Regions from separate parts of the Homo sapiens genome. Here regions 2, 3, 4 and 5 are each linked to region 1. A link is a contact called in ENCODE Hi-C or POLR2A ChIA-PET data. All regions are on one chromosome and are shown on one strand. Each heading gives the region's core, a stretch centred on a gene start or an enhancer-like site at or near the end of the contact. The rest is flanking DNA. Distances are from core to core; before and after follow the strand shown.

Region 1 (5,322 bases), core at 1,275-3,774:
GATGTGCCATAATATATTTAAAATTACCCTATTTTGGATATTTAGGTCTTTTCTAATTTTCCAGTTACAAAAAATACTGCAGCAAATGTCTTGTAAAAACCAAATAATTTCTTGAGCTTTTTATTTTTCCAAATTGCCAGGAAGATTCTAATCCTTCCCTCATGTTTCCATTTTTAGTACAACTGCCTGTCACTCAAGCCCTCCAATTTCCATACACAGGAAATGTCAAAAACGGTTGAAACATAACAAAACATCTAATACATAGCAAGAAAGATTTGCCGCCAAATTATCTGCGTGTGGGAGAATTATTTAATGCCTCAAAGAGAGGAAAAATACATCTTTAAACCTGAATATAGGAAGTGTGAGCAGGAAGAACAGGCTTGTTTTGGTTTACTGCCTTTAATTTTGAGGATGACTTTAAATTCTGATCGCTCCGGACAATGGTATAGAAGTCAAGAGCTGGGCATCGGAGTCATTTGGATTTAAGTCCTGACTCTGCTACTTACTAATTAAGCGAACTCACACATAGTATCTGTAAGTCACAATTTTCTCATCTGTAAAAGAAGTATAATAATAGTGTCTTAGGGAATCGCTAGAATCATCAATGTGACAACACATGCAGAATGCTCAGTGCAATGCCTGGCATATTGTAAATATAATTATTCATATAATATATACATACAACTTAAGTATGCAGTCTTTTGGGGGCAATTCAAATATTTTGCAAGCAATATTTTTGTATTCGTATTATCTTTTTTTTTTTTTTTTTTTGAGACGGTGTCTCACTGTCTCCCAGGCTGGAGTGCAGCGGCACGATCTGGGCTTACTGCAACCTCCGTCTCCCAGTTTCAAGTGATTCTCCTGCCTCAGCCTCCCAGGTAGCTGGGATTACAGGCACGCACTACCACGCCTGGCTAATTCTTTTTTTTTTTTTTTTTTTTTAGACGGAACCTGGCTCTGTCGCCCAGGCTGGAGTGGAGTGGCGCGGTCTCGGCTCACTGCAACCACCGCTTTCCGGGTTCAAGCGATTCTCCTGCCTTAGCCGGCACTACAGGCGTCCGCCACCGCGCCGGGCTAATTTTTGTATTTTTAGTAGAGACAGGGGTTTCACCACGTTGGCCAGGCTGGTCTCCAATTCCTGACTTCAAGTGATCCCCCCGCCTCGGCCTCCCAAAGCTTTGGGATTACGGGCGTGAGCCACTGCGCCTGGCCTCCTATTATCTTATGTGCTATAAAGTAGAGAGTAGGCCGGGCCGTGTTTCCTGCCTGTAATCCCAGCACTTTGGAGGCATAAAAAGGGAGAATAGTTTAAACCCAGGAATTAAAGACCAGCCTCGGCAGCATACTGAGACCCTGCCTCTATTTAAAAAGAAGAAAAAGATAAAGAAAGAAAGGAAAGAAAGTAGGGTAGTTTGATAAAAGTTTAAAAAGCCTGAGTATGGGCCGGGCGCGGTGGCTCACACCTGTAATCCCAGCACTTTGGGAGGCCGAGGAAGGTGGATCACGAGGTCAGGAGTTCGAGACCAGCCTGGCCAACTTGGTGAAACCCCATCTCTACTAAAAATACAAAAATTAGCCGGGCGTGGTGGCGCGCGCCTGTAATCCCAGCTGCTCCGGAGGCTGAGGCATCCCAGCTGCTGGGGAGGCTGAGACAGAAGAATCGCTTGAACCCGGGAGGCGTAGGTTGCAGTGGGCCCAGATCGTGCCATTGCACTCCAGCCTGGGCAATAAGTGAAACAACACCTCAAAAAAAAAAAAAAAAAAAAAAAAAAAGCCAGAGTATGAAATATATGAGAATTTGCAGCAGAATAATATGACTTCAGGATGTGACAGCTGTAAAGGGTAAGCAGGCCAAGTATCAAGGTCCCTTCTTCGCTGAGCAAGATTGCGGAGAACAAGGGCCATGCACAAGTTTAGGAAGCTGAAACAAGGAACAGGACCCAGATCTTCTGATGTTTATTTCACCGTTACACGCTCATTTATCATGTATCCACTCATTCAAGGAGCATTTACTGAATTCCAGGATGATATAAGGGTAACATATAAACTTCACCCCAATCTTCACCTCAATGCTCATGATCCTTTATAAATTATCTCGAGGGAAAGAGAAGCCCATCAAAGACAGTCCTGAGAAAGCTGGGGCTGTTCATCTGTATACGGAGTTTAACAGAATGAAACGCCGGAGTTGGGGTGTCAGCTGGAATTGACGGTATACGGTGCGCACTAGGGACTCTCCCGACGGGGAGCAGTGAGTTGTCATCCCGGGTAGACGGCGAACTCCCGGAGCCACGCGGCCGCAGGTGGGCGAGGGCGGCGAGATCCCTCGCCGGCGTGAGAGCGGCCGTGGCTCTCCAGGCGGAGCGCACACCGGGTAGCGAGGCTCGCGGCTCGGCGCTGCCCGCGGCTCGGCGTCTCCCGGCTCCTCCTTAACCCGCGCCGGGAGGCGGTGGCGGCAGCGGCCGGCGGGCGGGGGAGGGGGAGGGGCGCGGAGCGCGGCGCGGAGGCCGGGGAGGAGCCGGGGCCTGCAGCGGAGCCGAGCCGAGCCCGAGCCCGCGCCGAGCCCTGACACTGTCTGCCCGCCTTCTGGCTCCCCGGGAGCCCAGACTGGTCGGAGCCCGAGCGGTGGCAGCGCGGGGAGCCCCACGCGCCGAAGGGAGCGGACCCGACAGGACGGCCCTAGAGGAGGTGCTGCCGCCACAGTAGCAGGGACCGGAGTCTCGAGCCGCGGCCTCCCGGACCGTGCTGCCCAGGCCAGCTCAGGGACAGCCGGGAGTACGAAAGCCCCACCCTCTGGGGCACCCCGGGAGCGGAGGCGGGAGCGGGGACGCGAGCAACCTCTCCCCCTGTTGGAGAGAAAAGACCCTTACCACTCGGGTGAGGGAAAGAAGAGACCCCTGGAGGGGACGCCTCTCTCCTGCCTAGAGGCGAGGAAGACCCCTGTACTGGCCGGGGAGGAGACCCCCAGAAGTGGAAAGAAGGGAGCTTTCCGTAGGGAAGCAGAGTGAGACCACCCTAGCGCGCCCCCGCCCCTCCAAACACACACTCTCAACAGTTCAGGACTTTGGAGGCAAAGAGAGACGGGGCTGTGCCTGTGGAGTAGGCACCCTCGGCCCACCACTATTCACAGGAGACAGGAGTCCTTACGTTCAGAAGCCACTCCAGGGAAAGAAGAGGAATCGGCTTTCAGCCTTCTGGAGAGGGGAAGACCTCCCCCTCAACTTCCTCGTGCCTAGACAGTGGAACGGGGTGGAGCCCCTCCGCTCCTATCTCCAGCAGACAGAAAGAGCCCTCCACCTCAGAAAGATCCAGTTTGGGGGGGAGGGGAACTCCCCCAAGGGGGAGGAGACAACTCCTGGTTGGGAGAGGCTCCTCCCCTCCTCCCCCGGGTAACAAGCAGGGTGTGGGGGGTGTGCCACCTTCCCCAAGTAGGACCTCCTTCTCCTCCCCCTCCCCCTCCTCCAACCTTGACTCCTCATCCTCAGGGGACCCAGTTCCCCTCACCAACTTGGGAGGCTCAGCCTCGTCCAGGAAGAGCCACTGAGGATGAGAGCCGTCACCTGCCTCTGAAGAGGGGAATCCCTCCAACCCCAAACTCCAGTACCAGGTGGTTCCCTCCCTTTGCCGGAGGAACCTTGGAGACAGGTTAGTGCTTTCTTTCATCTTCTCTCTGTCATTGTCTGGCACTAGTGGGTGTAGGGGGTTGAGCTGGTGGATCGTGGGTTTCACTGCCGGGGAAGACAGAGTGATGACTCAGAAAATCCAATGGGAAATGTGATCCAAGGGAGCTCCTGGATTTGAACCCACATCTTGCTGCAGAAGCTCTGAGAAATGGGTTTCTTAGTGTTTGGGGACTAAAGGGATGGGATTCATTTTAGGTCCCTTAGGGAAGTGGATGTTTTCATGCTGAGGAAAAGGGTTATCGGAAAACAGCTGCATTTTGAGAACATGCATACTGTGTAGCAGTGATTTACACAACCCAACCAGTGGTAAGATTCCCATACCACCCTTCACCCTTGGGCCTTTTCCCCTGGAGAGTGGGCTGTCATGAAAATCACGGTGGCATCTGGGGTCCTGGCCTTGCCCAGGGCATGCCGAGGTCAGCTTAGTGTTCACCAGAGGTGTTCCCTCCAGCTTACTGCAATTATAGCTCCCTTGACAAGAAAAGCAATCTGTTCCTGCTCATCCTATCTCAGATACCAAGAGGCCTCCTCTCCTGACATTTCCATTCCTAGCTGGATGTATGCCTCTGCCCATAAAATCCAAAGGGAAAATGGGAATCCCACATGTTCTGAGGCGAGAAGAAAGTGTGCAGGGGAATGCCAACTCCCGGGTTAAAGTGCTTCCTTGATGCTGGCCCTGAACCACTGCCCCAGTCCCCTTCTCGACTCCTGTTTTTTGCTCACAATTCTTCAGGAAAAATTAGATCCTGGATACGAAGGGAGGAGGGCTGCTGCTCCGCTTCTGTCCAGACTTCCAGTTAAACAAGTTGACCACTGGAGAGATTTCACTTCTGAGGAGTATATAAAGTTTCCTTCCAGAAAAGTACCTAATAGTCTCATCCTCTCCCTTCCTGTTTCTTGTTCAGTTCTGAGTCCCTCGAACCTTGTGTTAAAGTTTTCCTTCATAAGCTAGGGAATTATCAAAGTCCAGAATCTTCAGAAAAGGCAGGAAAAGGGTACCAGGAAATCCTCCCCTGAAGCCTAGGCTGTTTTTAGGAGAGGTCACTAGCTGGTTGTCTGCTTTCCTGCCTCACCATTAGCAGATACCTTATCTTCTGTCTCACAGCAAGGACAAGTTGTGAAGGAGGCTTCATCTGACTTGGCCTTTCATATTTCCTCCTCTCTCTGGGGCATGGGTGAGGTCTACCTAAATTCCTGAGTACAGTCATTTGTCCTGGAAGCTACTGGTGGTATATGAGATAGGGCACAGGTTTGTGTGGCTGTGCTATAGGACAACATGCATATACTTCTTAATTCATGTGAATGTGGCTCTCTGTTTCAAGTGGGTATGTGTGTGGAGACAGGTACTTATGTGCTTTTCAGACTATACTCCAGTTACCTAGAATTGTATGTTTCTGGTGGGCCTCTAGAAGCAGGTGCCTCTGTACAAGGACATGGATAGGTGGTGGTAAGGATGGCCACCTGAGGGGAAAGGCTTGGCCTCCCCCCAGTCAATGGGAGCCCTCGTGACGGTCTACAGGACAGTCCTTTAAGCAGCAGGGCAACCCAGTCTCAGGCTGGGATCATTTCTTCTAGGACTAATAAGAGAGCTTCATTGCTGATACCTCTGGTCTCAGAAGGATGAGGATCCTTGACTCCTAAC
Region 2 (5,322 bases), core at 1,934-4,433, 1.6 Mb after region 1:
ACCAGGCCATGAAAAGAAAAATCTGTGCGATGCCTCCCCACATGTCACGGGACTCTGACTTGCCTTTGTCGTCAGAGTTTGCAGAACTTTGGGGGACCTGAGAGGGGAGTGCCCCCTGGACGGGCCACGGCTGTCTGTGGCTTAAGGGCTTTTGGAAGGGCGGAGAGAGGGAAACGGCGTCCTAGTGGCCTGCTTCAGGGCCACCCACGGGCCCTCCCCCAACCTCTCTCTGATCCAACTTGTTTTTCCAGCCTAGTTGGAAACTTGTGGATGCTGTGACCTCAAGAAGACTTGGCATTTTATTTGGAAGATAGACATCTATTTGCAACTGTCCTGAGCCCCTATTTTCCTCCCACCTTTCTTGGGGAAACTTGTTTTTAAGGGATGCCACTGTTTTTGTAACATGTTGCTCCTAGCTCTTAGCATTCATGGTACTGTTGTAACCGTCCAGTGGGTTCACTTTGTCTGCTAGATAGAGCCGATTTATCAAGACGGGGATTACAATGGAGAAAGAGTAATTCACGCAGAGCCGGCTTTGCAGGTGATGGGAGTTTTATTATTACTCAAATCGGTCTTCTTAAATTTGTGTCCCGGAGCAGTACGTTCTAACATTTTTTAGATGTTACAAATGTAACTTTTGGCTAAGTTACATTCCTACTAAGTTATATTCTTACTAACTAAGCCAAATGTTATATTCTAAAGAATGTTTACAGAACCGAAACTAAATATTTGTTACCTGGTACAGTTGTGAAACTTGTTTTTTAAAATGCATCCTGTGATTTAAGTTTTTCAGATCCTGAAACTGAGTTAAAATTTGATCAGTAATAATGCTTTATTTCTCTGTTCTTCTGAGAGATAATTCCTAATGTTGTTTTTCCAACTAGAAGTCTGAAGAGTTATTGTGTTCAGTGTGTACCTTAAGAGTGGTATGAATTTGCGGGAGTCAGGACACACTGTAAGAAAGGTAGAAGAGAAATAAGTGAGCAAGAGAGAAGTGGAACAAGATGCATGTGGGAATATTGCTGCAGGACTTTTCCTTATTTCAGCTAAAAATGGGATTCTTTGTCCCACGGCCACGGAAATTCAGGCTCGCAGATGGTTTAAAGGGTGTGTGAAGCAGAGTTTTATTGGGTGAAAAAGGGAAAAAAAGGGGGAAACAGGTACTCTTGCAGGGCCAGAGTCCTTCCGCCGGAGCGCTTCCCACCTGACAGTTTGAATCCCAGGTTCTACAAATGAAAAACTGGGGCCAGGCTCAGGCTTCTCTCTGCTGCAAACCTTGTGAACTTCCCAAGGCTCCACCTCAGTGGGCAGGCTAATTGGAGTTTCTCCAGGGACCCCTTCCCACCTGGCTGTCTCAGTATTAGTAGGAGGGGCTAGAGATGTAAAAAAGAAGAAGAGAAAGCAGGCACATTTAGAAGATTATTAAGAGAGGCAAATGGGAGATTTGGGGGAAGTTTTAAGGGGAGAGTTACACATTACCCTAGTAGCAATGAAAAAGAATTACGGAAGTCTTAGTATTCTGAACCTTTAAGACAATTTTGCGTTAGTGTAGAACCAGAAAGAATAAAGGTTGATATTTTTATATGAGCCAAAATCCAAACGATATTTACTGCTTAAGATCATCCAATCTTACCCATCTTTCCCCCTGTCTAGAATTTAAGCTGAAGCTCCCTGTTATTCTTGTAGATGTATATTAAACGGACGAAAGTTGGCAGGGACTTTTAAAGTATTATAATTTATATTCAGTAAAATTCACTCTTTTGGTGTAGATTTCTATGGTAAACATATATACTCATGTTACTACCATAAAAGTCAAGATATAGAGCCATACCCACCCACTCGAAATTCCCTCATGTCCCTTTGTAGAATGTCTCTTCCTCTACCGCTAGCCCTTGGCAACCACTCATCTGTTTTCTGATCTTGCACTTTTGCTTTTCCAGAATGTCACATCGATGGAATCTTGCAGTAGGTAAATGTAGAATCTGACTTCATTCACTTAGCAATAATGCATTTTCAAGTCATCTGTATTATAGTATGTATCATTTGTCAAAGAAAAACAAGTCTGGACTTAGGGAGAAACTTTATTCAAAAGGACTGTTGCAATAGGAATAACACTGATTTCAAAAATATGTTAGGCCAGGTGCGGTGGCTTATGCCTATAATCCCAGCAATTTGGGAGGCTGAGGCGGGTGGATCACGAGGTCAGGAGATTGAGACCATCCTGGCTAACCTGCTGAAACCCCGTCTCTACTAAACAAAATACAAAAAATTAGCCGGGCATGGTGGTGGGCATCTGTGGTCCCAGCTACTCGGGAGGCTGAGGCAGGAGAATGGCATGAACCCGGGAGGTGGAAGCTTACAGTGGGCCGAGATCATGCTCCTGCACTCCAGCGTGGGCGACAGAGACTCTGTCTTAAAAAAAAAAAAAAAGTTAGTGGTGTGGGAGAGAGCAGGCAAAGTCTAGGCGTTTCAGCAGGAAATGGTGCAATGTGGTCTGTGGTCAGGTTAAGGCAGGATGTTTTTTGCAAGTCTGTGCTTTGAGGCATTTAGGCAAACTTGCGGGCAAACACGTGTAGGGCCTGTGGGGAGGAGAAAAACCTGACAAAAGTTTGGCCAGCTAACACACAGTAAGAAATTGACAATTGTGAATGTGTGATCGAGTTTTTTCTTTTATTAGGGCTGAGGAATAGTTGTTTACCTCTTCAGCAGCTGAAGCATATTTGAGTTGTTGCTAGTTTTTTGTGATAATGAATAAACCTGGTGTAAAATATTCCTTACAGGTTTTTGGGTAAACACAAGTTTTCACTTCCCTTGTTTAAATACCTAGGGATAGGATGGCTAGGGCATGTGGTGAATTTACATTTACCATAACAAACTGCTTAACTGTTTTCCAAAATGCCCATAACATTTTGCATTTCCAGTGATGATGCATGAAAATTCCAGTTGCATCCTGTCCATTCTCTCACTGCTATAAAGAAATAGCCTGAGACTGAGTAATTTGTAAAGAAAAGAGGTTTAATTGGCTGACCATTCCACAGGCTGGCCAGGAAGCATGATTCTGGCATCTGCTCAGCTTCTGGGGATGCCTCAGGAAACTTACAATTCATGGCAGAAGGCAAAGGGGGAGTCCATACTTCACTTGGCCAGAGCAGGAGGAAGAGAGGAAGTGAGGGAGGGCACCACACAGTTTTCAACCGCCAGATCTCACGAGAACTCACTCTTATCATGACACAGTGCCAAGGGGGAAATCTGCCCCCATGATCCAATCTCCTTCCACCAGACCCCACCTCCAACGCTGGAGATTACAATTCAACATAAGATTTGGGTGGGGACAAAGATCCAAACCATATCACATCCCTTCCTCACCAGCAGTTGTTTCTTTTTCTGTTTTGTTTGCCACTCTAATAACCATGTAGTAGTCACTCATGGTTTTAATTTGTATTTCTCAAATGGCTGGTTATTTCAAGCATGTTTTTATGCACTTGTTTGCTATTCATATATCCTCTTTAATCAAGTATATCTCCAAATCATTGGCCCACTTTTTAATCTAGTTTTCGTTTTCTTATTGTTGAGTTTTGAGTTCTTAATATATTCTAGATACAAGTCGCTTTTTAGAGAGATGTTTTTCTGCCTTTGCTTGTCTTTTTATTCCCTTTTCAGGGTTTTTTTTCTAGCAGAGAGTTTTAATTACGTTAAAGTTCAATTTATCAATTTTTAAAATATTGATAATGCTTTTGGTGTTGTATGTAAGAAATTTTTGCCTAATTCAAGTTCACAAAAATGTAATTTTCCTCTTCTAATAGTTTTAGGGTTTGAGGCTTTATATATGAGTCTAAAATTTATTTTGAGTTAATTTTCTTATAAGGTATTAGGTGTGAGCTGAGGTTCACTGTTTTGCATTAGGACACTCAATTGTTCCAGCACTACATGTTCAGAAAATATTACCCCTTACCTACCTGATTACTTTCCACGTCTGTCAAATGTCAATTGATGATACACGTTTAGATTTGTTTCTGAAACCTTTTTTCTGTTCCATTGATTTATGTGTCTGTTCTTTTGTCAATATCATACTGTCTTTGTTTCTATTACTTTGTAAATTACGAAAGCAGGTTCCCTGATTTCCAAATTTGGCCATTTTTTTTTCCTTCAAAATTGTTTGGCTATTCTAGTTCTTTGCTTTTTCATATAATTTTAAAATTACCTTGCTTATTTCTACAAAAAATTCATACTGCAATGTTTATCAGTATTGCACTGAATCTCTAAACCTGTTTGGGTATAATTGACATCCAGCAATATTGCATATTCCAATCTATGAATATCTTATATCTCTCTGTTGATTCAAGTCTGCTTTGATTTCTTTGTCCCTTTGGTTTCCAGCTTTCATCATACTGATCCTAAACATATTTTGATATATTTATTTGATATCTTTCATGTTATTATAAATGATACTGTTTTTATATTTAAATTTCCACTTCATAATTATGAATATGGAAATATAAGTGATTTTTATATATGAACATAGGTAATCCTGTAGCTTTGCCAAATTCATTTATTCTCATAGCCATTTGGTAGATTCCTTAGAATTTTACATGCAGACAACTGTGTTGTCTGTGAATAGCAATGCTTTTATTTCTTTCCAATCTGTATGACATTTATTTCTTTTTTCTTGCCTTTTTGCCCCTAATAGGACATCCAGTAAAATGTTAAATTGGATTGGTGAGAGAGATCAGACATCCTTGCCTTGTTCTATGTCACTGGGGGAAAGCATTTATTCTTTCATCGTTAAGGTTGTTGCTAGTTGTAGTTTTTCTGTAGATGCCCTTTATCAGGTTGAAGAAAGTTCTTCAATTTCTAATTTGTTGAGTCTTACTATCGTGGATGAATATTAAGCTTTTCACATCCTCTTGCTGCATTTATTCAGATGCTCATATGTTGTCCCTTGTCTCATTCTGTCAATATGGTGAATTACATTGATTTATTTTCTGCTTCCCTTGTTGCTTCTAACCAGCTGCTTTACTATGGGGCTAAATCTGGATTGTGTATGTTTCTTTTTCATCCCAATTTCTACTCTTTTTCCAGTAACTGGAAGATTCCCTGGGGGTGGGGAGAATTCGATTTTTATCTCTAGCCCTCTTTGGGCCATTATTCTCATTTATGAACCAAGCCCTTTTGTGAAAGGAGTTGGCAGTAGGAGAATTGAAGTACATCTGATCTTAGTGTTGATTCTATGATAAATTTTTTCTCCCTACGATATTCCTGAGATTGAGATTCTGATGTTTCTATTTTACAGATAAAACTCTGCAAAGACAATGTCTAGCACTT
Region 3 (5,322 bases), core at 1,569-4,068, 1.5 Mb before region 1:
AGAGGCTGAGGCAGGAGAATCGCCTGAACCCAGAGGCGGAGGTTGTAGTGAGCCGAAATCACACCATTGCACTCCAGCTTGGGCAACAATAGCGAACCTCCATCTCAAATTAAAAAAAAAATGCCTACACGCTCTTTAAAATGCAAGGCTTTCTCTTAAATTAGCCTAACTGAACTGCGTTGAGCTGCTTCAACTTTGGAATATATGTTTGCCAATCTCCTTGTTTTCTAATGAATAAATGTTTTTATATACTTTTAGACATTTTTTCCTAAGCTTGTCTTTGTTTCATCTTTCACATTAGCCCAGTTTCATGCAGCAGAGAGAGGGTTATCAGTGCAGAGAGAGATGAGTGAGCCCAGAGTCCTAGGGCCTGTCCCGGGATGGCAGATGAGCTTCCTGCCCCGTCACTGCCACCTTTCCCCTCTCAACCTCTGGACCCTGCACAGTGACCAGACAGCCTCTCTGGGGAGAATTATGCAGTGCCTAGGCTCCAGATCAGTGCTTCTGAACCGGGGGCAATTTTGTCTGCCAGAGGACATCTGACAACACCTGGGGCCTGTTTTGTTGTCATAGCCTATAGGGGAAGAATGCTACCAGCATTTGTGGGAAGAGGCCAGGGATGTGGCTCAACATCCTGCAGTGCACAGGATGGCCCCTCAACAAAGAATCACACGGCCCACAATGTCAATAGCGTCACAGTTGAGAAAACCTGCTCTAGACCAAGGGTTGCTTTCTGCCGTGTGCCTCACCCCACCCCCACTCGTGTTCCCTAATCCCATCTCCAAAGGTTGGCAGCAGACCGGCCCAGGCTCGTGGAAGTTCAGATCATGATCCCCTCCAGCTCTGCAGGAGACAAGACCTGTCTCCCAGCATTCCTCATTGTTCCCGGGTCTGCAGAGGGCGTGAGCTATGCTGCAGGCGGGCTGCCCCCTGAAGCCTGCGCACCCCTCTCCAGCTCCTCAAGTCTTCTCTGCTGAGTCACCTTCGAACCGGAGGCTGTGAGCTGGCTGTCGTGACCACACTGGTGCCTCTGCTGTCATGACAACAGCACACTACGTCAGTAGTGCTCCCTGGGCACTGAGCTCCCTCTTTGCGGGGAGAAGACAGTAATGAAAAATGACAAGCATGAGGCAGAGGGGAAGATCACGCTTGGGTGGTGCAGGAGCATGGAGGTGCTCTTAATGCTCTCAATGAGAAAGGGTTAACGGTCCTGGTTGCAGGAATAGCTGAGTCAGAGGTGGGGCTTCCTCCACTCCCCCACCCCACCCCTTTCACCATTAGGGACCTTCTTGCCTTGCTCTTGCTACTCTGCTCTGGGTGGTCATTGTGAAAAGCCCGCACCAACCATGCCAGTGGCAGCCAGACGAGGACACAGCCTGGCTCTGGGTCCCAGCAGGAAAGGCAATCCCAGAAAGGCAGGGTCAGGGACTGGAGTCCTGTGGGTGCTTTTTAAGCAAAGATTATCACCAGGCAGGCTAAACTTAGCAACCGGCTTTTAGCTAGAAGGGCAGGGGGCTGGTGTCAGGTTATGCTGGGCCAGCAAAGAGGCCCGGGATCCCCCTCCCATGCACCTGCTGATGGGCCAAGGCCACCCCACCCCACCCCCTTCCTTACAAGTGTTCAGCACCCTCCCATCCCACACTCACAAACCTGGCCCTCTGCCCTCCTACCAGAAGAATGGATCCCCTGTGGGAGGGGGCAGGGGACCTGTTCCCACCGTGTGCCCAAGACCTCTTTTCCCACTTTTTCCCTCTTCTTGACTCACCCTGCCCTCAATATCCCCCGGCGCAGCCAGTGAAAGGGAGTCCCTGGCTCCTGGCTCGCCTGCACGTCCCAGGGCGGGGAGGGACTTCCGCCCTCACGTCCCGCTCTTCGCCCCAGGCTGGATGGAATGAAAGGCACACTGTCTCTCTCCCTAGGCAGCACAGCCCACAGGTTTCCAGGAGTGCCTTTGTGGGAGGCCTCTGGGCCCCCACCAGCCATCCTGTCCTCCGCCTGGGGCCCCAGCCCGGAGAGAGCCGCTGGTGCACACAGGGCCGGGATTGTCTGCCCTAATTATCAGGTCCAGGCTACAGGGCTGCAGGACATCGTGACCTTCCGTGCAGAAACCTCCCCCTCCCCCTCAAGCCGCCTCCCGAGCCTCCTTCCTCTCCAGGCCCCCAGTGCCCAGTGCCCAGTGCCCAGCCCAGGCCTCGGTCCCAGAGATGCCAGGAGCCAGGAGATGGGGAGGGGGAAGTGGGGGCTGGGAAGGAACCACGGGCCCCCGCCCGAGGCCCATGGGCCCCTCCTAGGCCTTTGCCTGAGCAGTCCGGTGTCACTACCGCAGAGCCTCGAGGAGAAGTTCCCCAACTTTCCCGCCTCTCAGCCTTTGAAAGAAAGAAAGGGGAGGGGGCAGGCCGCGTGCAGCCGCGAGCGGTGCTGGGCTCCGGCTCCAATTCCCCATCTCAGTCGTTCCCAAAGTCCTCCTGTTTCATCCAAGCGTGTAAGGGTCCCCGTCCTTGACTCCCTAGTGTCCTGCTGCCCACAGTCCAGTCCTGGGAACCAGCACCGATCACCTCCCATCGGGCCAATCTCAGTCCCTTCCCCCCTACGTCGGGGCCCACACGCTCGGTGCGTGCCCAGTTGAACCAGGCGGCTGCGGAAAAAAAAAAGCGGGGAGAAAGTAGGGCCCGGCTACTAGCGGTTTTACGGGCGCACGTAGCTCAGGCCTCAAGACCTTGGGCTGGGACTGGCTGAGCCTGGCGGGAGGCGGGGTCCGAGTCACCGCCTGCCGCCGCGCCCCCGGTTTCTATAAATTGAGCCCGCAGCCTCCCGCTTCGCTCTCTGCTCCTCCTGTTCGACAGTCAGCCGCATCTTCTTTTGCGTCGCCAGGTGAAGACGGGCGGAGAGAAACCCGGGAGGCTAGGGACGGCCTGAAGGCGGCAGGGGCGGGCGCAGGCCGGATGTGTTCGCGCCGCTGCGGGGTGGGCCCGGGCGGCCTCCGCATTGCAGGGGCGGGCGGAGGACGTGATGCGGCGCGGGCTGGGCATGGAGGCCTGGTGGGGGAGGGGAGGGGAGGCGTGTGTGTCGGCCGGGGCCACTAGGCGCTCACTGTTCTCTCCCTCCGCGCAGCCGAGCCACATCGCTCAGACACCATGGGGAAGGTGAAGGTCGGAGTCAACGGGTGAGTTCGCGGGTGGCTGGGGGGCCCTGGGCTGCGACCGCCCCCGAACCGCGTCTACGAGCCTTGCGGGCTCCGGGTCTTTGCAGTCGTATGGGGGCAGGGTAGCTGTTCCCCGCAAGGAGAGCTCAAGGTCAGCGCTCGGACCTGGCGGAGCCCCGCACCCAGGCTGTGGCGCCCTGTGCAGCTCCGCCCTTGCGGCGCCATCTGCCCGGAGCCTCCTTCCCCTAGTCCCCAGAAACAGGAGGTCCCTACTCCCGCCCGAGATCCCGACCCGGACCCCTAGGTGGGGGACGCTTTCTTTCCTTTCGCGCTCTGCGGGGTCACGTGTCGCAGAGGAGCCCCTCCCCCACGGCCTCCGGCACCGCAGGCCCCGGGATGCTAGTGCGCAGCGGGTGCATCCCTGTCCGGATGCTGCGCCTGCGGTAGAGCGGCCGCCATGTTGCAACCGGGAAGGAAATGAATGGGCAGCCGTTAGGAAAGCCTGCCGGTGACTAACCCTGCGCTCCTGCCTCGATGGGTGGAGTCGCGTGTGGCGGGGAAGTCAGGTGGAGCGAGGCTAGCTGGCCCGATTTCTCCTCCGGGTGATGCTTTTCCTAGATTATTCTCTGGTAAATCAAAGAAGTGGGTTTATGGAGGTCCTCTTGTGTCCCCTCCCCGCAGAGGTGTGGTGGCTGTGGCATGGTGCCAAGCCGGGAGAAGCTGAGTCATGGGTAGTTGGAAAAGGACATTTCCACCGCAAAATGGCCCCTCTGGTGGTGGCCCCTTCCTGCAGCGCCGGCTCACCTCACGGCCCCGCCCTTCCCCTGCCAGCCTAGCGTTGACCCGACCCCAAAGGCCAGGCTGTAAATGTCACCGGGAGGATTGGGTGTCTGGGCGCCTCGGGGAACCTGCCCTTCTCCCCATTCCGTCTTCCGGAAACCAGATCTCCCACCGCACCCTGGTCTGAGGTTAAATATAGCTGCTGACCTTTCTGTAGCTGGGGGCCTGGGCTGGGGCTCTCTCCCATCCCTTCTCCCCACACACATGCACTTACCTGTGCTCCCACTCCTGATTTCTGGAAAAGAGCTAGGAAGGACAGGCAACTTGGCAAATCAAAGCCCTGGGACTAGGGGGTTAAAATACAGCTTCCCCTCTTCCCACCCGCCCCAGTCTCTGTCCCTTTTGTAGGAGGGACTTAGAGAAGGGGTGGGCTTGCCCTGTCCAGTTAATTTCTGACCTTTACTCCTGCCCTTTGAGTTTGATGATGCTGAGTGTACAAGCGTTTTCTCCCTAAAGGGTGCAGCTGAGCTAGGCAGCAGCAAGCATTCCTGGGGTGGCATAGTGGGGTGGTGAATACCATGTACAAAGCTTGTGCCCAGACTGTGGGTGGCAGTGCCCCACATGGCCGCTTCTCCTGGAAGGGCTTCGTATGACTGGGGGTGTTGGGCAGCCCTGGAGCCTTCAGTTGCAGCCATGCCTTAAGCCAGGCCAGCCTGGCAGGGAAGCTCAAGGGAGATAAAATTCAACCTCTTGGGCCCTCCTGGGGGTAAGGAGATGCTGCATTCGCCCTCTTAATGGGGAGGTGGCCTAGGGCTGCTCACATATTCTGGAGGAGCCTCCCCTCCTCATGCCTTCTTGCCTCTTGTCTCTTAGATTTGGTCGTATTGGGCGCCTGGTCACCAGGGCTGCTTTTAACTCTGGTAAAGTGGATATTGTTGCCATCAATGACCCCTTCATTGACCTCAACTACATGGTGAGTGCTACATGGTGAGCCCCAAAGCTGGTGTGGGAGGAGCCACCTGGCTGATGGGCAGCCCCTTCATACCCTCACGTATTCCCCCAGGTTTACATGTTCCAATATGATTCCACCCATGGCAAATTCCATGGCACCGTCAAGGCTGAGAACGGGAAGCTTGTCATCAATGGAAATCCCATCACCATCTTCCAGGAGTGAGTGGAAGACAGAATGGAAGAAATGTGCTTTGGGGAGGCAACTAGGATGGTGTGGCTCCCTTGGGTATATGGTAACCTTGTGTCCCTCAATATGGTCCTGTCCCCATCTCCCCCCCACCCCCATAGGCGAGATCCCTCCAAAATCAAGTGGGGCGATGCTGGCGCTGAGTACGTCGTGGAGTCCACTGGCGTCTTCACCACCATGGAGAAGGCTGGGGTGAGTGCAG
Region 4 (5,322 bases), core at 922-3,421, 1.3 Mb before region 1:
TCTGTGACTGCTGTGATCCAATTTTCCTTCTCCTGCTTGCTATATTCCCCCCATCTTTAGGAAGCAAGCCAAAGTAATGGATTCTAAACTCTAAAGAGGTAAGGCATGAAATTGTTAAAACCTACCAAAAAATCATCTCTAGTTGGCCCTTTAACTGCACTTCCCTCCTCAAAAGAACAAATTTTGCTAGACAATTACATCTTCCTAATGCGTATGAACTTCTAGGAGTACAACAGTTAATAACATCTTTTCTTTTTTTTTTTTTTGAGATGGAGTCTGGCTCTGTTGCCCAGGCTGGAGGGCAGTGGCGCAGTCTCGGCTCACTGCAATCTCCACCTCCCGGATTCAAGAGTAGCTGGGACTACAGGTGTGTGCCACCATGCCTGGCTTTTTTGGTATTTTTAGTAGAGACGGGGTTTCACCATGTTGGCCAGTCTGGTCTCGAACTTCTGACTGCAAGTGATCACCCATCTCGGCCTCCCAACAAGAGTTTAACACCTTTAACCCACAGGGCTCCTAGTACCCAACAGGCTCAGAGCTTTGTGAATGCCATAAAAAGAGAAGATTCTGGGGTTACTCATGAAACTATTCCTAAGAGGCACATTTGGGAATAATATCTAAGGGTAGAGAGTGTGTCTGAGATGGAAGGACACAGGGAGATAAAGACTCACCATTCCCAGCATCCCAAAGGGGGAGACAGCTCCAGCCTACAGGAACACATGAGGAACAGAAATTAGAGACCACATCCTATCTCTTTACAATCCCAAACCAGGCCCATGGCCTCAATTTTTTTCCATCCTCTCAAAAGGGAGTCACAAAGCCCTTTTTCCTGACCCTTTCCCCAACTCCTAGAGCATTTCACTTGCTCAGTTGGCTGTAGTGCAAGAAAATTAAGTGCTTTCCTAACTAACCTCCAACCTTTCTTTGGGTCTCAGGTGTGTCTCAGCATCATTACCTGCTGCATCCGGCGGCTGGCAGGCCTGGTCCCTGGCATGTTGCCATCTGTGATGCTGAGGAAGGGGCTATATCCAAAGCCACCTGACAACATACGGCTCATATGCTGACGGTGAATAGCAAAGGGATCCCTGTGGAGTGAGCACATAGTATGGATGGCAGAAGCGCCAAACTGTCAATCCCTCCACCACCCTGCAAAAAAATACGCACAGAGCAACAGTGGCACCGATGCCTACTTCCTGCTAGGTAGGAGCTAGGTATCCAGCCAGTTCCAACCATTCCTAGCAATGGGAACCCCGATGTCTGCCTGAACTGCTCAGAGACCTGGAGTGGGAGAGCTTGAGGGGGAGGGAATACTCACATCAGGAACATGGGATCCTCAGGCTCCACGTCCCTCATGAAGCGGAACATCCTGATCTCAGCTCCAGGGGGCTCCACACTGGAAAGATATGGAAGCTCAGATACTTGGAGGTGGCCAGGGTTTTGCACACCCACTCAGTGTGGGGACTCTCAGAGCACTGTCCTTTCCAAATCCTGTAACTGACCCCCTAAACTCCAGGGAGACCCTACTCCAGGTGTTCCACACAACCCTCTAGGGAGGGAAGGGCTCTTCAAACCTCTTTCTCAATTAGGGCCATGGAAAATTTTTCCAACCCTCTCGGTTTTTCCCTCCCCCACTCAGAGCCATCCTCTTCCCAAAGCTCTGGCCGGTAGCATACTCTCCCCTCCTCCCGCCGACGACACCGTTCTAGATGAGAATGCCAAGTGCAGGTCCTCCGCCCCATTAATGACCCCAGTCACCCCGCCCCCTCCTTACACTCAGGCCTCCCCCAGGCGGGCCTCACTAAGCCCCCCGCGCCTGTCTGCGACTCCTCTAGCTCCCGCCTCCCCGCCAGGCGAGCAGGAGAGGTAGGCCTGAGCCTCTCCTCTCCCCACCCCGCATCCCGGGCTCCCAGACCCTGCAGCCCCGTGGGCCCGCTCCCGTCCGGGGCTGCCAGCTCTGCCCGAGCCTCACCAGTGCCCGATTCGGGCTCAGCGGCCCATCCGGCCGGTTTCGCTTCCCGGTACGCTGCAGGGTCAGGGTCGCGGCCCGGAACGTGGGGATTGGTCCGGGCTTGAGCTCCTCGGCCTTCCACGCCGCCTCCTCCCACAGCTGCCACCTCCGTACGGCCCCCTCGGCCAACGGAGCCCGAACCTCGGCCAGGCCCGGGCGGAAGTGACGTCACGATAGACCCGCCCACCCGGGGCCGGGCCGTGGGAGCCCCGCCCCCTGGCGCGGGTGGTGAGATGGCTGGGGCCGAGTCCCAGGGGCGCCGGGGCCATGGGCCAAGCTCAGGGGAGCAGAGCCTGAGGCCGAGAGGGGTCCCCTGGGCACGAAGAAGGGGAGCTCATTAGTAACCTCGATTTGGGTTCTGTGGACTGGAAGAGGCTCCCATAAGGCAGGGGAGGAGAAGGAGAAGAGGAATCCATTCTTCGGGAGGGACCGGGTTGGAGGTTGAACCTGGGGGCGCAGTGCAGCACGTTCTCTCTCCCTCCTCAAGGGGAAACTGGAGGACGAGGGGCAGATGCCCCTTGGGGAGAGGCGGGCGCTCTGTGGGCGACGAGGCGGGGCGGATCCCTGGGGGGAGCTTTAAGCCGACTCTACTGGAGAAGCAGTCTACCCTAGAGGGAGGATGGGCAGTTTTCCTGCGGGGGAGGCGCTTGGGCCTGTCCCCGCTTGAGGAGGAGCGTTCCTGGCAGGGCGGAGTCCCCGGAGTGACGCAGAGGAGGTGAAACTCTCCAGCCCAGATCTAGTTCGGGCTTCAGAAAGTCGGATGGGGCAGAGGATCCAGGTTGGGGGGTTGGCCGCCAGATGGCGCTCCTCGGCCAGGCTGGAACCGGAGGCCCTTGAGAACTCGCGTTGGAGAGGGACCTGGACCCTCCCCCGTTACCCATCTGTGAAGGGTTGGACTGGGGAAAGGCTACAGTTCTGAATCTATTAGTTTAATGCCACTCTCCCCTTCCTTTTACTCTAATTCTTGTGTCCTCAAGAGCTCCCAGTCCTGCACTGACCTTTCTTGGTTGCTTTCTTAGGTCAAAGGTCTAAAGTTTGGGGGAACAAAGGAGTGGAGAGCTCAGTTAACCTGGATCACCCAGGGGAGGAGCTAAAACGGGGCCCAGAAGACCTGCCTCCAAGGCCAGAGACTGATACTTTGACATACTAAATGTCTTGCATAAAATCTGGCTCTGCTGGAGAGAAGGGCCTTCCCCTTTGGGGTCAGGGCATTTGGACTGTCTAGGATGGACTTTAACCAGACTCATCCAAACTCCAGCTTTCCCTGGTTCTTTACTCTGGCTTTTAGCCATATTAGTGCTGTGTGGAGTCTGACCCAATGAGAAAGACTTGTTCCCAGTAATTCCCTGGGGGAGAAAGAGGGGGTCCCTGGTGACTCAGGAAAAGGTGCTAGGAACAGGGCTTCTCACGTTTCTTTGGACTTGATCATTATTAAAGAGGAAAAAACAATAATAGAGACAGGGAGCAGAGATAGATAATTAAGATATAAGCTGACAGACTGGCAAGTCAAAGGAAAACAGACAGAATACAAGTAAATTTGTTTTTCATTGCTATTTCTGGGGGAAGAGACTTAGTAAAATCTTCTGTCTTCCAGATCTCTGCACTTCCCACCATGCAACTTCCCCTTATCCTCTTGCCCCAAATGAAAGCAGTTTGACATGTGATCAAGAGTTGTCCCAGTAAAGGTTCTGTGGCTGAAACTTAACTAAAGAGATCCTATCCATTTTTTTTCTTTTGTCCTCTCCTCCTTCTAAAGCAAGTTCTTTATTGTCCAGCCAATCAACAAATGTTTAAGGCCTGGCGCAGTGGCTCACGCCTGTAATCCCAACACTTTGGGAGGCTGAGGCGGGCACATCACAAGATCAGGAGTTCGAGACCAGCCTGACCAACAAAGTGAAATCCAGTCTCTACTAAAAATACAAAAATTAGCTGGGCGTGGTGGCACATGTCTGTAATCCCAGCTACTCAGGAAGCTGAGGCAGGAGAATCGCTTGAACCCAGGAGATGGAGATTGCAGTGAGCCAAGATTGTGCCACTGCACTCCAGCCTGGGCGACAGTGAGACTCCGTCTCAAAACAACAACTACAACAAAAACGAAAATTAGCCGGGCATGGTAGCAAGCACCTGTAATCCCACAAGTAGGCTGAGGCAGGAGAATCACTTGAGCCTGGGAAGTGGAGGTTGCAGTGAGCCGAGATCACGCCATTGCACTCCAGCCTGGGGGATGGAGCGAGACTCTGTTCCAAAAAAAATAAAAATAAAAATAAAAAGCAAATGTTTAATGAGGCCTGGAACTGTCCTAGGTACATTGTATTAAGCATACATACAAAATATAAGACACGGTCTCTGCCAATTGAAGGCATACAGTCTTGTAGCCACCTTTTTCTTTTTTAGTTACCTGTTATCCGTTTTTTTGTTTTTTTTTTAATTAAATTGTAGAGATGGGGAGTTTCATCATGTTGCCCAGGCTGGTCTCAAACTCCTGAGCTCAAGTGATTCGCCCAAACTTGGCCTCCCAAAGTGCTGGGATTACAGACATGAACCACTGTGCTCAGCCACCTGCTATCCTTTACGTACCGCCTTTAGGTGCCTAGAGTCCTTTCTCTTCTTCCTTCCAAAACTTAAGAATCTGCTGGCCAGGCGCGGTAGCTCACGCCTGTAATCCCAGCACTTTGGGAGGCCGAGGTGGTTGGATCACTTGTGGTCAGGAGTTCGAGACTAGCCTGGCCAACCTGGCCAACATGGCAAAACCCTGTCTCTACTAAAAATACAAAAAAATTAGCCAGGCATAGTGGCACGTGCCTGTACTCCCAGCTACTTGGGAGGCTGAGGCATGAGAATCGCTTGAACCCAGCAGCAGAGGTTGCAATGAGCCGAGATCTTGCCACTGCACTCCAGCCTGGGCGACAGAGCAAGGCTCCGTCTCAATAAAAAAAAGAAAAAAAAAAAAGGAAATTGTTGGCCAGGCACAGTGACTCACACCTGTAATTCCAACACTTTGGGAAGCCAAGGCAGGAGGCTCGTTTGAGCCCTGGAGTTGGAGACCAGCCTGAGCAACATAGTGAGACGTTGTCTCTTCAGTAAAAAAAATTAGCCAGGTGTGGTGGTGTGTGCCTGTAGTCCCAGCTACTTGGGAGGCTGCGGTGGGAGGATTGCTTGAGCCATAATCACACCACTGCACTCCAGCCTGGGAGACAGAGCAAGGCCCTGTCTCTAAAAAAGAAAAAAAGAAAAAAAAAAAACCTCTTGAACAGGTGAGGATGAAAGAGCAAATGCAAGAGCCCATTTTCAGAGTTCTTGGAGACATACCATAT
Region 5 (5,322 bases), core at 1,295-3,794, 1.2 Mb before region 1:
CCTCAACGTGGCATCTGAGGGTGGGGTTCTCTGACATGGAGACAGGCTCTGGCCCAGTACCTGCCTCACATTCCCTGAAACTCCTGTCCTGAGTCTGAGCTGTTGTCTGGATCTTTGGGCCATCACTCAAGCATTCCTCTTCTGTTTCCTTCTCTGACCCCCTCTCTCCTTTCCTAGAGTATCAGCTCTTTGCCTTCATTAGTCACATGGGCACCTCTACCATGTGTGGTCACTACGTCTGCCACATCAAGAAAGAAGGCAGGTGAGTGCTGGCCACATGCGTTTTGAATGGAGAATGGTGGTGGGAATGAGGAGGGCCATTTGGAAGTCCTTGGGATAGCTATGGGAGAAGGTGAAGGGACTGCCTGATGGGGACATAAAGTGCCAGAGAGTGACAGAAGGTCTTGCAGCAGTGATTGGCCCAAGGGTTGGATCTGGCCACCAGCTTTTTTTTTAAATAGAGATGGGATCTCACTATGTTGCCCAGGCTGGTCTTGAACTCCTGAGCTCAAGTGATCCTTCTGCCTCGGCCTCCCAAAGTGCTAGGATTACAGGCATGAGCTACCGTGCCTGGCCAGGCCCCCTGCCTTTGTAAATAAATTTTCACTGGAACCTGGACACACTTGTTTATGTGTTGTTTGTGCCTGTTTTCACGCTGCGGCAGGAAAGTTGAGTCGTTGTGTCAGAGACCAGAGAGAGAGCCTGCAGAACCTCAAATACTATCTGGCCCTTGCCAGAAAAAGTTTACCAACCCCCTGCCTCCCTGGAATGGGTGGAGGGTGGTTGTAAAGGTACTGGAGGATCTGAAGACATAATAGGGTCCGTGACCCTTGTGAGGTTGTGAAGCTCCCTTAAGGCACATGGTGGCTGGGCTGTGGATTTGGGGTATGGGCAGAGAGTGTGGAGAGCACTTCCAGGGGCCATGTCTGAGAGACTACATGATGCCACTTTGAATGCCCAGTTTGTTCATCCTTTTCTGTTTTCCCCACTTCCCCAGATGGGTGATCTACAATGACCAGAAAGTGTGTGCCTCCGAGAAGCCGCCCAAGGACCTGGGCTACATCTACTTCTACCAGAGAGTGGCCAGCTAAGAGCCTGCCTCACCCCTTACCAATGAGGGCAGGGGAAGACCACCTGGCATGAGGGAGAGGGGCTGAGGGATGGACTTCAGCCCCTCTGCTCTGTACCCTTTTTCCTTTTGTCCCCGGCAGCAGGGAAGAAGCTGGAGGCCGTGGGAGAATGGCTGGGCAGAGCAGAGGGGCAGCGATAGACTCTGGGGATGGAGCAGGACGGGGACGGGAGGGGCCGGCCACCTGTCTGTAAGGAGACTTTGTTGCTTCCCCTGCCCCCGGAATCCACAGTGCTCTGCTTCTCTGTGTCGCCCCGCCCAGCCCCCTGGTGTGGAGGGAGGGGTCTCGTTTGTGCGCGTGGGTGTAGCTTTGTGCATCCTCTCCCAGTGGAGCGATCACCTGTGCCTCCCCTCCCCCTTTGTTTGCCCCTGTGTGGTTGGTCAAGGAGGGATGTGAGGGAAATAGGGACCCCCCGACTTGCCCTCCTGCCTCAGTCTTTCCCCCACCCTGTCTCTTCCTTGTCCTTCTCTGGAAAATGCCAAAATACACGATGTGAATAAAAGTACAACGGCTAAATTGTGTCCTGTTTGATACCTTGGGGGAGAGGCTTACCTTCCTGGGGTTAGCAGGAGGGCGCTTAAGAAAACTCCTAACTCTGGCCGCCTCCCTGCCAAAGTCAAGTCTCCACTTTTCACTGGTTCTAGAGCTCTAGGAAAATTGGGGTTGGGTGGGGAGGTGGAGTAGAGTGACTAAATGCCGACACAAAGCCAAGGAAAGATGGAGTGAAGAACCCTTCCCTCTCTTTATTCACACAGGAGTGGAGGATTTCCCAAATGTCCCTAACTGGCTAGCTGGCTTCAGGCTGGGACTCAGTCCCTGCAGTTCCTGCCAGGCCTTGCCAGCCGGGGCGAGGGTTGGGATGATCCTGGCGGCCTATGCCTGTGTGGGCTGCCCCTCCCGCTGTGAACCCTGCATTTGTCCCGCAAGTTTTCACTCAGGTAGACTCCCTGGGTACAAGGGTGCCTGCTCAGCAGTCGGGCATGAGCTGCTCCGATGGGCGAAGGAGGTTGTCTATCCCACAGTTGGAGAGGGGCCCTCTCTGCCCCAGTGGGCGATCTGGGCTACGGCCAAGTTGCCACCAGCTAGTTCCGCTTGAAAACCACTTCTGGCCCCGTGGGGGACTCAAGTCGCCAAGCGAGGGTTCCCCTGAGCGCCGGAGCTCACAGGTCTCGCCTTGTCCCGAAAGCCCCGCAATCGAGGCGGAGGCGACCGAGCCCCCGACTCTCCTAGAACGTTGCCACAAGAAGGGGGAACGTCGGAACAGTGCATCATCGGGCGGCGGCCGGGGCGGCGGCAGGAGGGCGGGCGGGGGGCAGGGCTCCGGGGGACTGGGCGGGCCATGGCGGAGGACGGCGAGGAGGCGGAGTTCCACTTCGCGGCGCTCTATATAAGTGGGCAGTGGCCGCGACTGCGCGCAGACACTGACCTTCAGCGCCTCGGCTCCAGCGCCATGGCGCCCTCCAGGAAGTTCTTCGTTGGGGGAAACTGGAAGATGAACGGGCGGAAGCAGAGTCTGGGGGAGCTCATCGGCACTCTGAACGCGGCCAAGGTGCCGGCCGACACCGGTAAGCCCTCGCCGAGGAGGGGTCTGGCCGGGCCGGGGCCGGGGCCGGGGCAGGAGTGGCAGCGCCCTCTCCCGAGGCCCCGAGGCCCCGAGGCCGGTATCCGCGCGGACCTGATGCAGGGCTGTGGGACGAGGGCCGCTGGGGTCCGGGCAGGGGCCTCGCAGCCGCAGCCCCGTCGGTGCGTCGAGGGGGCAGGGCGGAGCACATGATGCCCCTTGGACTATGGGGCAGGTAAGGACGTTTTGGGTCTCCTGGAGGAAGGTGGCCCCGGGGCGCGCACTGGGGCTGTGCCCGCCAGGCGACGGGGTTAGGAGCGGAGCCCGAGGCTCTGCGGGAGACCGGGGGAGGCTGGGCCGCGTGGGCTTCCCGCTCCCTGCGCCCTGGCCTCCCGCGCCGTGCGCCGCCGCACGTAGCCCCAGACTCCTCCCCTTCCTCGCCGGCGTCCGCGTCCCCGCGCCGAGCTGCTCGGGCTCCCTGAGCCCCAGATCTGACCCCTTCCCTTCGGCAACCTGAACGACTCCCGCCTTCCACGGAAGGGACCGAGCCCGTGCCAAACAGGCTGAGCGATTTGGGAGTGAGGAGCCATCCTACCGCTTTCCCCAACCTGGAAACAGCAAAGCGCAAGGCCTCTGAGTCAGTTAGGTCTCTGCCACCCACGGGCAAAGGATGCTCTCCTCCATCCTCCTTCCTCCCTCCACCGAAATCGGAGAGCCGCGGGCCTGATCCAAAGAGGCATCCCCTTCTCGTTCATTCCCCAGAGGCCTCAATACAAACCCCAGGAGTTGGCCCCTCTCCTTTTGCTACAAATCCTTGCCTTGCAAAGGGGAGGTGAGGATGGGCTATTTTAGAAGGGAAGCAGGGTTGCTCCCTGGAGAATGCTGAGTCTGTGAGGTGCCTATGCCGAGAATAGCTCGAGGAAATTGGAGCCCCAGCTGTTAAAAGAGCAGAGGGCAGGGTGAGGGCCGTGGCCTCTCAGGGGTATCTGGAAGGCTCTTCGAGTTGAGTGCAGACCCAGCCTGGGCTGGAAAATGGACAAAGGTCATCTTGCTGGGGTGAAAAGGGGGAGAGCAGAACCAAGAAGAAGAGGGTGAGGGCTGGGGGGCTCCAGGGCACTGGTTAGGAATTGTGGGGAATGAAGGCTTTCTTTAGTCTCATCCCCCTGTGGTACCATCTTGTCCTCAGAGGTGGTTTGTGCTCCCCCTACTGCCTATATCGACTTCGCCCGGCAGAAGCTAGATCCCAAGATTGCTGTGGCTGCGCAGAACTGCTACAAAGTGACTAATGGGGCTTTTACTGGGGAGATCAGGTGAGATCGAGGTGGAGAGGGGTGTGTGGGACCCTTCCCTCACTTTCCTCGTTGAGGGGAAAGCCACAGGGTGGGCTCCCTGCTGAACCTTGGCTTCATCTCTTCCTTTAGCCCTGGCATGATCAAAGACTGCGGAGCCACGTGGGTGGTCCTGGGGCACTCAGAGAGAAGGCATGTCTTTGGGGAGTCAGATGAGGTTAGTAGCCAAGAGAGAAGATAAGGGATGTCTTTTTCCAAGAAGGATGTCTCACCAAGTCTGTTTCTCAACAGCTGATTGGGCAGAAAGTGGCCCATGCTCTGGCAGAGGGACTCGGAGTAATCGCCTGCATTGGGGAGAAGCTAGATGAAAGGGAAGCTGGCATCACTGAGAAGGTTGTTTTCGAGCAGACAAAGGTCATCGCAGGTATCTCTGGAGAAAGGGACCTTTGAGCCTATCCAGGGCCACAGAGACTCAGAGGGTAGGGTCAGGCCCTGGAGCCTGTCTTGGTCCCCATGCTGATCCAGAAAAGGAAAAAGGGGAGGGGGAGTGACAATCTTTGCTTGGGGCCTATGACTTCTCCAGCCCCAAGGTAGATGCCACCTGGAAATCCCCCAATGTCCACTAGGGGGCAGTAGGCCACCGTTCTTCGTACTCCGGAGAACCTGGCTGGAGAGCTCTTTCTTGTTCACCCTTCCCTCCATCTGTATCTCTGCCCTGCAGATAACGTGAAGGACTGGAGCAAGGTCGTCCTGGCCTATGAGCCTGTGTGGGCCATTGGTACTGGCAAGACTGCAACACCCCAACAGGTAACCGGGCCCAGGAGCCCTGCCCTCATCCCAGCCTGCCTCAATAGGTTTGGACAGACACAGCCCACATGGGGCAACCCCTTATTTCAAAGACACAGAGACCTTGAACCCAGAGACAGTGACTTGTCCAAGGGCATCCAGTCCAGGGCCTGGCTTGGATCAGAGCCCTGGTACTCTGACTCAGTCAGAAACCACACTAAGTGTCCACTGGTGCCAGTGATTTTTCCTCTTAGAGAGGCAGAAAAGGTCTTACTTAGGCCAGCTTCTTGTTCTAGGCCCAGGAAGTACACGAGAAGCTCCGAGGATGGCTGAAGTCCAACGTCTCTGATGCGGTGGCTCAGAGCACCCGTATCATTTATGGAGGTGAGTGGCTTTGGTTCCCGGCTGAGGTGGAGTGGGCTGAGGACTAGACTGAGCCCTCGGACATGGAGGTGGGGATGGGGCAGACTCATCCCATTCTTGACCAAGCCCTTGTTCTGCTCCCTTCCCAGGCTCTGTGACTGGGGCAACCTGCAAGGAGCTGGCCAGCCAGCCT

Evidence for each region. A loop is a pair of places that touch in the nucleus more often than their neighbours do. ChIA-PET counts read pairs that join two places held with the same protein, here RNA polymerase II (POLR2A). Pooled maps may share reads with other maps.
Region 2: a pooled map shows a loop between it and region 1 (8-fold over the local background). The contact joins the enhancer-like site here to the promoter of FOXJ2 in region 1. A Hi-C loop is called at or near these places in 5 of 50 pooled maps. POLR2A ChIA-PET finds 5 or more read pairs at or near these places in 3 of 52 experiments (SK-N-SH, activated T-cell and naive thymus-derived CD8-positive, alpha-beta T cell).
Region 3: a loop to region 1 is called in a pooled map, with 4 times the contacts of the local background. The contact joins the promoter of GAPDH here to the promoter of FOXJ2 in region 1. A Hi-C loop is called at or near these places in 8 of 50 pooled maps. POLR2A ChIA-PET finds 5 or more read pairs at or near these places in 3 of 52 experiments (BJ, H1 and activated T-cell).
Region 4: POLR2A ChIA-PET joins it to region 1 with 10 read pairs in activated B cell. The contact joins the promoter of MLF2 here to the promoter of FOXJ2 in region 1. A Hi-C loop is called at or near these places in 1 of 37 single-sample maps with no recorded cell type and 6 of 50 pooled maps. POLR2A ChIA-PET finds 5 or more read pairs at or near these places in 1 of 52 experiments (activated B cell).
Region 5: a pooled map shows a loop between it and region 1 (2.5-fold over the local background). The contact joins the promoter of TPI1 here to the promoter of FOXJ2 in region 1. A Hi-C loop is called at or near these places in 1 of 168 maps with a recorded cell type or tissue (CD8-positive, alpha-beta T cell) and 14 of 50 pooled maps. POLR2A ChIA-PET finds 5 or more read pairs at or near these places in 1 of 52 experiments (activated B cell).

The regions. Positions count from the first base shown.
Region 1 is chr12:8,030,192-8,035,513 of GRCh38, forward strand. FOXJ2 (forkhead box J2) reads left to right here and starts at 2,525. Exons shown (of 11, transcript NM_018416.3): 1 at 2,525-3,642. RefSeq lists silencers at 2,210-2,359, 2,380-2,619.
Region 2 is chr12:9,648,393-9,653,714 of GRCh38, forward strand. It overlaps the pseudogene LOC374443. Among named protein-coding and RNA genes, the nearest start is that of CLEC2D, 19 kb to the right of the region's middle. RefSeq lists enhancers at 120-189, 230-409, 2,309-2,488 and a silencer at 1,484-1,533. Within about 2 kb of position 3,184, at least 9 of the 41 ENCODE cell types and tissues checked have a DNase peak (open chromatin) inside an H3K27ac peak, as active enhancers do.
Region 3 is chr12:6,531,699-6,537,020 of GRCh38, forward strand. It overlaps GAPDH (glyceraldehyde-3-phosphate dehydrogenase), which reads left to right and starts at 2,819. Exons shown (of 9, transcript NM_002046.7): 1 at 2,819-2,871; 2 at 3,112-3,163; 3 at 4,796-4,895; 4 at 4,986-5,092; 5 at 5,222-5,312. The coding sequence starts at 3,135. GAPDH-DT (GAPDH divergent transcript) reads right to left here and starts at 2,709. Exons shown (of 2, transcript XR_002957397.2): 1 at 1,766-2,709; 2 at 218-1,445. It overlaps NCAPD2 (non-SMC condensin I complex subunit D2), which reads left to right. Exons shown (of 32, transcript NM_014865.4): 32 at 1-257. RefSeq lists enhancers at 961-1,090, 1,051-1,824, 1,825-2,598, 2,599-3,372, 4,921-5,322 and silencers at 2,001-2,250, 2,971-3,110.
Region 4 is chr12:6,750,970-6,756,291 of GRCh38, forward strand. It overlaps MLF2 (myeloid leukemia factor 2), which reads right to left and starts at 2,172. Exons shown (of 9, transcript NM_001382226.1): 1 at 1,970-2,172; 2 at 1,316-1,393; 3 at 956-1,085; 4 at 672-707. The coding sequence starts at 1,365. RefSeq lists a silencer at 2,069-2,308 and enhancers at 2,479-2,528, 2,559-2,728.
Region 5 is chr12:6,864,987-6,870,308 of GRCh38, forward strand. It overlaps TPI1 (triosephosphate isomerase 1), which reads left to right and starts at 2,545. Exons shown (of 7, transcript NM_000365.6): 1 at 2,545-2,695; 2 at 3,878-4,001; 3 at 4,113-4,197; 4 at 4,272-4,404; 5 at 4,702-4,787; 6 at 5,063-5,150; 7 at 5,279-5,322. The coding sequence starts at 2,581. It overlaps USP5 (ubiquitin specific peptidase 5), which reads left to right. Exons shown (of 20, transcript NM_001098536.2): 19 at 178-262; 20 at 998-1,646. The coding sequence ends at 1,091. RefSeq lists enhancers at 798-1,460, 1,461-2,122 and silencers at 2,392-2,441, 2,712-3,151.